Regions from separate parts of the Homo sapiens genome. Here region 2 is linked to region 1. Evidence: chromatin contacts called from ENCODE Hi-C or POLR2A ChIA-PET data. All regions are on one chromosome and are shown on one strand. Each heading gives the region's core, a stretch centred on a gene start or an enhancer-like site at or near the end of the contact. The rest is flanking DNA. Distances are from core to core; before and after follow the strand shown. Region 1 holds the start of LRRC20 (leucine rich repeat containing 20). Region 2 overlaps PALD1 (phosphatase domain containing paladin 1).

The links. Hi-C counts contacts between places; a loop is a spot of excess contacts on that map. ChIA-PET counts read pairs that join two places held with the same protein, here RNA polymerase II (POLR2A). Pooled maps may share reads with other maps.
Region 2: a pooled map shows a loop between it and region 1 (2.5-fold over the local background). The contact joins the enhancer-like site here to the promoter of LRRC20 in region 1. A Hi-C loop is called at or near these places in 3 of 50 pooled maps. POLR2A ChIA-PET finds 5 or more read pairs at or near these places in 3 of 52 experiments (PC-3, T-cell and activated CD4-positive, alpha-beta T cell).

What each region holds. Positions count from the first base shown.
Region 1 is chr10:70,381,367-70,386,625 of GRCh38, forward strand. LRRC20 (leucine rich repeat containing 20) reads right to left here and starts at 1,259. Exons shown (of 5, transcript NM_001278212.2): 1 at 1,183-1,259. RefSeq lists enhancers at 470-1,089, 934-1,133, 1,664-1,763 and a silencer at 1,164-1,533.
Region 2 is chr10:70,487,623-70,493,114 of GRCh38, forward strand. All of the region lies in intron 1 of PALD1 (phosphatase domain containing paladin 1), which reads left to right. Among named protein-coding and RNA genes, the nearest start is that of PALD1, 12 kb to the left of the region's middle. RefSeq lists a silencer at 2,601-2,700. Within about 2 kb of position 2,694, at least 2 of the 41 ENCODE cell types and tissues checked have a DNase peak (open chromatin) inside an H3K27ac peak, as active enhancers do.

The sequences.
Region 1 (5,259 bases), core at 9-2,508:
GGAGCTGGCAATACAGCCCTCCTGTCCCTATAACCTGGTTTCACCTGGACTCAGGCTGGCTGGGGGAGGGGTGATTTTTGCTTAAACCCTGACCTGGCCCCCTGACTCCAGCCCTTACCATCAATAACTCTACCTTATCTGCAGTCCGGAGACCTCTGCAAAGGAGCCGCTGCGACAGCCCGTCCCCACCATCTGCTCCTATATTTAGTTACTGGTGTTGTCAGTTGGGAACGTTAGAGCCTGGCAGGGGCTCGGATGGGCAACCGGAGCCTCCGGAGCCATGTGTGCAAGCTGGCCCTACCGCTGGCTCCAGCCCGGGCTCTGGACCATGCCAAGCCGGGGAGCGGGTGGGGAGGTGAGGAGCGACCCAAATAGTCCCAAACCCCCCTTCAGATCAGAACGAAGTTGACCCACTTCCCCACCCCAGGGAAAGAAGCCCGCTGGGACGTGAGCGGGACCTGCTGGCGCCTTGTTTTTGTGGCATGGGGTTCGGGAAGCTCAGCGCGTGCTCCCTCGCTAACATCTAGGCATCCTCGGACTGAGCCTCCAGCACTACGCGCGGTAGCCAGGCAAGGGTCCCCCAGCCCCGCGTGCCAGGATCCGCCTCACCCCCGGTGCCTGCAGCCAATGGCACCTCGTCCGCTGGCCCGGCAGGCGGGGACTGGGAGAATAAAGCTGGCAGAGGGAAGAATGGTAGTGATCGCAGAGGCCCCGGGGCTCCCACGCTGCCCGGAGGCCGAGAGGCACGCTCTGGAGCAGGCGTCTGCAGCTCCCCAGAGCGGAAGCAAACCCCGAAAGTGTCGCTTCGGGGACGAAATGCACAGCAGCCTCTCCAAGCAAGGGCGCCTCCCGCGAGGAATGGAGGCCCGCCTGGGAGCGGTTCTCCGAGCTCCCTATTCCCTGGCACCTCTGCACCCACTCCCCTGAACCATCGGGGTCCAGGTGCAGTGAGCAAGCAAGAGCCCGCGCATGCCGAGCCCCTTGGCACCGCCAGAGCCTCCGCTGGTGCACCGCTGCTCTTTTCCACCGGGTGACCTGGGGGAGGGGAGGGGACGCTGCAAAAATCGGAACACTTCTCGCCCTCTCTCCCCCAGCCCCTGCAACGCTTGACCTCGGACTACATTTACTTTGCGGGGCAAGAAGCGTGTGGTCCCGCTCCGGGCCGCTTTTGGCTCCACTTACGGCGACAATGCCTCCTAGCGCCCTGCGCAGCGCAGTCACGCTCCCTCCGCCGCCGGCGGCGCCCCAGGCGAGTTCCGAGCCGGCGGGGCGGGGCGCGCGGGGCTGCGGGATCTGCGCGCGCGGCCACTCCGCCAATCCCGGCGCCAGGACCGGCGCCGCGGCGGGAGCAGGCTGGGCTCGGGATGCGCTCAGCCAATCAGTGGGGGAGCGGCGCGCGCGGGGGTGGCGCGCGGAAGGGCAGCCCGCGCGCTCCCGGCCGCAGGGAGTAACCGCTTTGTGTGCTGCTTCTAGAGGGAGAACGCCTGAGGGGGCGGAGATACAGAGTGGGACGCGCAGTACATCCCAGGATCTCTAGGACCGGGGCTCCAGATTGGGTTTTCTCGAGGGAATGGAGTTGAATTAGCCAGATCAGGGATACTTTGAAACACGTGAACATGGAGCATAGGGAAATTTTCCTATGATGACTTCGGGTGCCCATTGAGGTTTTTAGTATATGCAAGGCCCTGTGTCTCGGCCCTGCGTCTCCAATCCTAATGTTCTCATCTATAAAATATGACTTGAGGGCGGGGCGCGGCGACTCACGCCTGTAATCCCAGCACTTTGGGAGGCCGAGGTAGACGGATCACCTGAGGTCGGGAGTTCGAGACCAGCCTGGCCAACATGGCAAAACCCCCGTCTCTACTAAAAATACAAAAATTAGCCGGGCGTGGTGGCAGGCGCCTGTAGCCGCAGCTACTCGGGATGCTGAGGCAGGAGAATCGCTTGAACCCGGGAGGCGGAGGTTGCAGTGAGCCGAGATGGGCACTCCAACCTGAGTGGACAGAGTGAGACTCTGTCTCAAAGAAAAAAAAAAGAATATTTAATTCCGCCTCTAGGGGGTCTAGGCAGTCAAAGAACACACATTCCCTTGGGCCTCGATGGATGTTAAGGGTTACTTATGCCCTCTCCACCCCCAACAATATGTTAAAGTTCATCAGAATGTGATCTTATTTGGAAGTAGGGCCGTTGCAGATGTAATGAGTTAAGGTCATGCTGGAGTAGGGCGGGCCCCTAATCCACTGAGACTGGTGTCGTTGTAAGAGAAGAGACACAGAAGAGACGCACAGGGAGAACCACCTGTGGTGATGGCGGCAGGGATCAGCTGATGCATTTCCAAGGCCAGGAGTGCCAAGCACTGCCAGCAGGGACCAGAAGCTAGGAACGGGCAGGGAATAATTCCTCCTTCAGAGCCTCCAAAAAGGAACTAACCCTCCAGACACCTTGATTTTGGACTTAATAGCTTCCAGAGCTGTAAGTGAATAAATTTCTGTTGCCACCCAGTTTATGTCCATTTGTTATAGCAGCCCTAGGAAAAAACTACAATAGGTTAGTAGGAATAAAGAGAAGAGGATGATAAATATCTCCAAAGTAAGTCTTTTGAAACTGATTGCTTAGTATATGCAAAGCCTTGTGTCTTGGGGTATACTGACATGAATCAGACACAGACCCTGCCCTCAAGGGGTTACCAGTCAAGTGGATACTTAAGCAGCCATGTTTTCTGACCCCTTGTGCCTTCCCAGGGAAAACTATGGAGATCTCTCTCAACCCATCAACACCACATCCCTGCCAGATATATAGCAAGTACCAGATATAAATAACTAATGGGTAGAGTCCCATTCTGCCCAAGCCGAGATGCTGCTTGCCACTGTGGACAAAGCAGGCATAGCTACTTCTGTTTTCACTGAAAACCAGCATGACACTTCTACCCAACTTTTACACGTGGATGTCTTCTCTCCTCTGCTAGTCCATACGCAGACTTGAGACAGCCAGTACAGTGTTTCTGTACCCATGGTAAGGGCTCAGTATATACTGCTGGCTGATGGCCCCAGCCTGGGGTTTCCAACATTCATACTTTCCCTCAGACAGTCCCCTGTCCCAGGCAGTTCATCCTGGACCCTCTAACTCCACAGAGACAAGATCCCTCCCTAGCTCAAATCCACCTCTTCTATTCCTACTGTTTTTGCTTCTCCAGAGCACTTAGTGCATTATACCCATTATTCTATCATCTCTGCACAAGTCTTTACTCCCGAGAGTCTGCCTGATTGCAAATACCAGAGCTTGACGCATGTTCAGTGCTTGTATCCATCAGTGTTTCCTGCATAATAAAACACCCCAAAACTTAGTTGTGGCTTAAAACAATAACTACTTATTTAGTTCATGATTTTATGGGTCAGTATTTGAGGCTGGGCTTAGCTGGGCAGTTCTTCTGGTCTCAGCTGGACTCCCTCATGCATCCGGGTTCATCGCCAGGCAGTCAGAAGGCTCTGCTTCTGGGAAGTGGCTAGCTGCCAACTGAGGCAAGTAGGTCGCATGTCTCTCATCTACTAACAGGCTAGCCTAATTTGTTCACATGGAGCTGCAGGGCTCCGAGAGCACGAGTGGAATGGTGCAAGGTCTCTCAAAGTCTAGGCTCAAAATCGGCACTAGTCCACTTCCACAGTTGTATCGACTAAACCAAATGGCAAGGCCAACCCAGGTTCGAGGGTGAAGAAATAGACTCCATCTCCTGATGGGAGAAGCAGCGAAGTCACATTGCAAAGAATATGAGTACAGGGATGAGCAGAGAGTTGGGGCTAATTTTGTAATCTGTCACAGGACTCCATAAGTATTCTTGGGCTGGGCTCTGTGGCTCACGCCTGTAATCCCAGCACTTTGGGAGGCTGAGGCGGGAGGATCACTTGAGCTCACGAGTTCGAGAGCAGCCTGGCAACACGGTGAAACCCCATCTCTACAAAAAATACAAAAAGTAGCCGGGCATGGTGGCTTGGGCCTGTAGTCCCAGCTACTCAGGAGGCCGAGGTGGGAGGATAGCTTGAGCCCTAGAGCCCAGGAGGAAGACCAGGTCTCAAAAAAAAAAAAAGTATTCTCACAATACCTATTGGGTACTCAGAAAATACTTATCAACAGTGGTAAGATTTTCAGTCACTATGTTTACTGACTCCATTCAATGCAGTCAATTGGCAAAATATTATCCCTCACTGTTAGGGTCTACAAGCCTCACACCGTTCGTGGCCATTTTCAGTTTCAGAACAGCCAGTGAGGGAATCAGCGAGGTAGGGCTGTGCAAGGGAAGGCCCTGAGGCTTCTCGGTGAAGAAGCTCAACTGGCCCCAAACAAATAGTCTCCTCCGAGGAGATCCAGAGCATCTTTAGAGGCCTGGACCCCTTAGCAAGGTGGTCCAAGCCTGGCCACCTGAGTCAGAAGCTGTACACCCTGAACAGACTCGGATGTTTGCCAGGGCTTGGCTACAGCCTCCGGAGATGTTTGAAATCCTTGCAAATTACTTGCAGATAGGAAGAGTCTTGTGCTAAGACAAAATTGTTCTGTGGTTATTCCCTGAAGGGTCTGACCCCCACTGGGCAGGATAAATTCTCAGGGCACTTGTAAAAGGGACAGTATCCCATTGACAGAGTCAGCATCTCAACTCCTGTGACTGAAGACCCTGATAGAGTCTACTTCTCATCAAAGAACTTCTAGGCCTGCTAATTAGTTAATTTGTGCGCCCACCCCACATCCACCAGAAAAAAAAAAAGATATGTTGTAGTCCTAACCCCTAGTACCTCAGAATGTGGCCTCACTTGGAGGTAGCGTCTTTACAGAAGGAATCAAGTTAAAATTGAAGTCATTAGGGTGGGTCCTAATCCAATATGATTGGTGTCCTTATAAGAAGTGGTTATTGGTAGACAGGCAGACATGCATAGAGGGAAGATCATGTGAAGAGACACTGGGAGAAGATGGCCATCTACAAGCTAAAGAGAAAGGCTTGGTACAGGTCCTTCCCTCACAGCTCTCAGAAGGACCCAACGAATACCTTGATTTCAGATTTCTAGACTCCAGAACTGTGAGACAATGAATTTCTGTTGGTAAGATACCTGGCCTGCGGCACTTTGTTGCAGTAGCTGTAATACAATATAAAACTGTAAATTTCTCCTTTTCCATTCTATTCTCCTCATATTGGCCCTTATCTCACACTTCTTGAAAGAAAATCATCTTTGCCAGGTGCGGTGGCTCATGCCTGTAATCCCAGCACTTTGGGAG
Region 2 (5,492 bases), core at 1,444-3,943, 110 kb after region 1:
CACCCTAAAGGAAAACTCCACCTATTAAGCAGTTACTCACCATTCCCTTCTCCACCACAGTACTTTTTTTCTTTAAAAAAAAAAACAAAAAAACAAAAAACAGTTTTGTTGAGATATGTGCACCATAAAATACACCTGCGTGAAGTGTGCACTTTGGTGAATGTCGGTAAAAGTCCTGGGCATGCAGCCAACTCCTAGACAAGTCTGACAACACTTTCCATCACCTAGAAGGGCCCTATGCTCCCTTGTAGCCGGTCACCACTCCCACCTTGGGCCCAGGCCCACTCATCTACTTTCTGTCACTATGATTTTGTTTTTTCTGGATTTTTCACATACGTGGACTCATATAACAGGTAGCTTTTAGTGACTGGCTTCTTTACTCAACATGATGTTTTTTGAGATTCATCTCTGTTATTGGATGATTTAATCAGTTCCATTCCTTTTTTATTGGTGAGTAGTATTCCAATGTGTGGGATATGTTAAAAATAGTTTAAAATTTCTCTCTCTTTTTTTTTTTAAGAAGGGCCTCTTTCCTGTTGCCCAGGCTGCAGTGAAGTGGCTCAGGGTCGACTCACTGCAGCCTTAACTTCTGGCCTCAAATGATCCTCCCACCTCAGCCTTCTGAGTAGTTGGGACTACAGGTGTGCACCACCATGCCCGGCTAATTTTTGTATTTTTAGTAGAGACGGGGTTTTGCCCTGTTGCCCAGGCTGGTCTTGAACTCCTGGACTGAAGTGATCTGCCTGCCTCAGCCTCCTAAAGTGCTGGGATTACAGGCGTAAGCCACCATGCCTGGCCTAAAATAATCTTCACAAAATATTCAAGTAGTAGCTTCATAGAAAGTAAAATGTCAAAGTCCCCTTTCCCCTCCTTCCCCTCTCTCTGGTCCCCGTAGGTAACACTGTCAGCAGTGTGCTGAGTATCCTTTGGTCTTTTTTCTGTACCTCTACATGAATTTGTGTGGTTTTTTATTTTTGGGGTGTAAATGAGCTCAAACTCGGTCCATGGCTGTGGGGCCTGCTTTCATCCGGCCATGTATCATGCAGAGGGACCCCACCACTGCCATGGGAGTTCTGAGCACATGCCCTGAGCTGGGGCTTGGCGAGGCTTTGGGAGAGATGGGAAGAAGTCTTCCTGGAGGTGGTTAATTTAGAGCAGGTTCTGGAGAAGAGTAGCATTGGATCAAAGGGGATCAGTCTGTCCAAAACAGCCTCTGTCGTGACCCGTCCCTGGGGTCTGGGTGGATGTATTCTGCTGCTGGGGGTCTGGGTGGATGTATCCTCCTGCTGCTGGGGGTCTGGGTGGATGTATCCTCCTACTGCTGGGGGTTCTGGGCGGATGTGTCCTTCTGCCGCTTCACCAATGACCCCGACTTGGCTGCCGCTGGTGGGGGCTTCTTCCCGTCTCTCTGAAGTGTCACTGGAAGGAATAGGCCCAGGAGAGGGCAGTTCGTTGGGTTGACAGAAGAGGGACCCTTGGGGAGTTGCCCCTTGCCAAAGTCTCTTTAGGCAGCCTGTAGGGGCCTCCCAATAGCTATCTTGCCCAGCCTACGTGGGTGGAGGATGGGATGCCTGTGGCCTCTGAGGAAGGGGCTGCCTGGGCTCAGATTTTCACCCTCCTGGCCCCACCCCAACCCCAACCAATGAGACTGCAGCCAGTGGGGTCCCAGGTGCTCTGAGTCTTATGTCATGCTGCTTTCCTTGACACTGCCATCGATGTGTAGATGAACCCCATCCCCTGCATCCTAAAGTTGGTTGTTTTCATTGTTTTTAAGTTTTCCCTAACTTAACAGTACAAAGTAGTGCCTTAATTGTAAGACATGGGTTCTGGGAGATAGGAATCCTGTGTGGTGGTTCCAGGGCAGCCACTTGCTTACCCAGGAAGGGGTTGTCTTGTGACTTGGGGTCTCATCCTGGGCTCAGGAATCCTGTAGGGGGAGGGGAGGACCTGGCAGGGAGCTCTGCATAGGTGGGTTTGTGGATGTCTCCCTTTCTGCAGCTCAGTGCTGCTCAAATGTGGGTAATACGTGGACTTCCAATTCACAGCCCTATTGAGATCTAATTCACATGCTGTACAATTCACTCATTTAGTAGCTTTTAGTACATTCAAAGAGCTGTTGTCTCACCACAGTCTAATTTTACAACATTTTCATCAACCTCAAAAGATACCCCAGTACCCATTGGTAGTCACTCCCCACCCCCAGCCCGCTAGCATGCTCTGTATCTCTATAGATTTGCTAATTCTAGACATTTCATATAAATGAAATCATACAACATATGGGTTTTTTGTAGACTCCCTCTCTCTCTCTTTTTTTTCTTGAGATGGAGTCTCGCTCTGTTGCCCAGTCTGGAGTATAGTGGCGTGATCTCGGCTGATGGCAACCTCCGCCTCCCGGGTTCAAGCGATTCTCCTGCCTAAGCTTCCCGAGTAGCTGGGATCACAGGCACCTGCCACCATGCCCAGCTAATTTTTGTATTTTTAGTAGAGATGAGGTTTCACCGTGTTGGCCAGGCTGGTCTTGAACTCCTGACCTCAGGTGATCCATCTGCCTCGGCCTCCCATAATGCTGGGATTACAGGCATGAGCCACCACGCCTGGCCCTCTCTCTCTCTCTCTTTTTTAAAGGTCTCACTCTGTTGCTCAGGCTGGGGTGCAGTGGTGCAATCACGGCTCACTGAAGCCTCAACCTCCTGGGCTCAGGTGATCCTCCCTCCTCAGTCTCCTGAGTAGCTAGGACCACAGGCATGTGCCACCACATCCGGCTAATTTAAAAGTTTTTTTAATAGAGACAAGGTCTTGTGTTGCCCAGGTCTTCAACTCCTGAGCTCAGGACTCCCTTTTGAAAAACAACAACAAACCCCTCACTTGCTGATTGACATTATTCTTACTGTAATATAACTGAAATGTGTATAAGACCAGGCATAAGCACCTTAGACTTAAAGTTTTTACAAAACTATTAAAAAAACAGGAAATAGTAGTAAAACCAGAAAGCCAACTCATTTCCAATGAACAATTACTTTAATTGGAAGGATGTTAACTGCACCTACATTGCCAGCCTTGGGTTGATGGTAGAGAGCTGTGCCCTTGGGCCTCTCCTGTGTTCCCTGCCTCTGTTTCTTGGGCCTGTTGTATAGGGAAGTACTAATAATGTTGGGCTGATGGGACGGGTTGGGGTAATCAGACCTCACATTTAAGCCTAGACTACGTGTGAGCAATCCCTGAATGTCTGTTTTAATGGGGTATTGCCCGATACTCGGAAAGCTGGCTTGTTTGATTGAAGATAAGCATGGAATAGTGGCATTATTGAAATCTGCTTGTAGTGGCTCTTAAACCCACTTCTTTTTTTTTTGGAGACAGAGTCTCGCTCTGTCGCCCAGGCATGGTGCGATCTGGGCTCACTGCAAGCTCCGCCTCCTGGGTTCACACCATTCTTCTGCCTCAGCCTCCTGAGTAGCTGGGACTACAGTCACCTGCCACCACGCCTGGCTAATTTTTTGTATTTTTAGTAGAGACGGGGTTTCACCATGTTAGCCAGGATGGTCTCGATCTCCTGACTTCGTGATCCACTTGCCTCGGCCTCCCAAAGTGCTGGGATTACAGGCGTGAGCCACTGTGCCCAGCCTAAACCCACTTCTTGTAGGAATCAGGAATTTGGCACAGAGATGGGCTTTACTCACTTCACACAGATGCTGTCAACATGCACATGGTCCTGACTGCTAAGAGGCTGGGCCTTTGAACTGGGCACCTCCAGGCTGCCATGGGCTATGGGGTGGCTCTGTTCTCCCTCCCCACCTGCTTTTTTTTTCCTATTTGAATCACAACCTTTCTTTGTGCTGTGTGTGATGATATCATTTGGCCTTCATGGAGAAGGAACTGGATTGTAAACACAGGAGCAAACTTGAGGCTCAAATTGTAGGGCACTGCTTGCTTATGAGATGGTTATTCAGATGACCAGGGGATGCTCTCATTACTTTTTGAAATGACATTAAAATAACCCTTTTAAAGTGTACAGTTCAGTGACAGTACATTTGCAATGTTTTGCAACCATCACCACAAACATTTTCAGTTCCAAAACATTTTCATCACCCCAAAAGGAAAACTCCATCCATCCATTAAGTAATCCCTCCCAGTTTCCCCTCCCCCAGCCTTGGCAACCATGGATCTGCATTCTGTCTCTGGATTTACCTATTTTGGATAGTTCATGTAAGGGGAATCATGTAATATGTGACCTTCTGTGTCTGGCTTTTTTCACTTAGCATAGTGTTCAGGGCTCATCTGTGTTGTAGCAAATATCAGTACTCCATTCCCTTTTATGGCTGAGTAACTTTCCATTGTATGGATAGGCCGCACTTTGTTTATTCGTTTATTATTTGATGGGCATTTGGGTTGTTTCTACCTTTTGGCTATTGTGAATAGCTGTTTGGCTGCTATGAATGTTCATGTGCAAGTATTTGTTTGGATACTTGTTTTTTATTCTCTTGGGTATATACTTAGCAGTGGGATTGCTTGGTCATATGGTAAGTCTTTGTTTAACTTTTTGAGTTTGATGTTCTGGAATTAGACAGCGGTGATGGTTGCACAACTTTGTGAATATACTAAAAATCATTAAGTCATATACAGACGGTCCCTGACTTATGGTGGTTCCACTTATGCTTTTTCAACTTTACAATGGGTTTATCTGCGTATAACTCCGTGGTAAGTCAAGGACCTCTTTACATCCTGCGATTTGTATCACTCTACCATTGTAAAGTTGAAAAAGTGTAAGTGGAACCATCGTTAAGTCAGGGGCTATCTGCTGTGTTACCAGAATTAAATGCATTTTTGACTTTTTTTTTTTTTTTTTTTTTTTTTTGAGACAGAGTCTTGCTCTGTCACCCAGGCTGGAGTGCAGTGGCGCAATCTTGGCTCACTGCAGTCTCTGCCTCCTGGGTTCAGACAATTCTCCTGCCTCAGCTTCCTGAGTAGCTGGGATTACAGGTACCTGCCACCACGCCTGGCTAATTTTTGTGTATTTAGTAGAGATGGGGTTTCACCATGTTGGCCAGGCTGGTGTAGAACTCCTGACCTCAGGTGATCCACCTGCCTTGGCCTCCCAAACTGCTGGGATTACAGGTGTGAGCCACCACCTGGCCTTGACTTATGATATGTATAATTTATGATGGGTTTGTCAGAATGTAACCCCATGATTACATCAAGGAGCATCTGTACTTTAAAGGGTGAATTTTATGGTATGTGAATTATATCTCAATTTTAAAATTTCACAGATCCCTAAGCAGGTATTCATGGAGTCTGGACTGAGTCATGTTCTCAGTTTTGGCAACCCAGGGTCCTGCATCACCTCTTGGGAATCCTGGGATCTCCCTTGGTGGGTGAGGACACTGTGTCTCACTCCATAGTCCCATTTTTGTGGGTAATCGGTGCGAGCTACAGGAAACAAATGGGCTCACTGGCTGCCTGCCCCCCTACCTTGGCTCATTCCGGCCCTTTCCAGC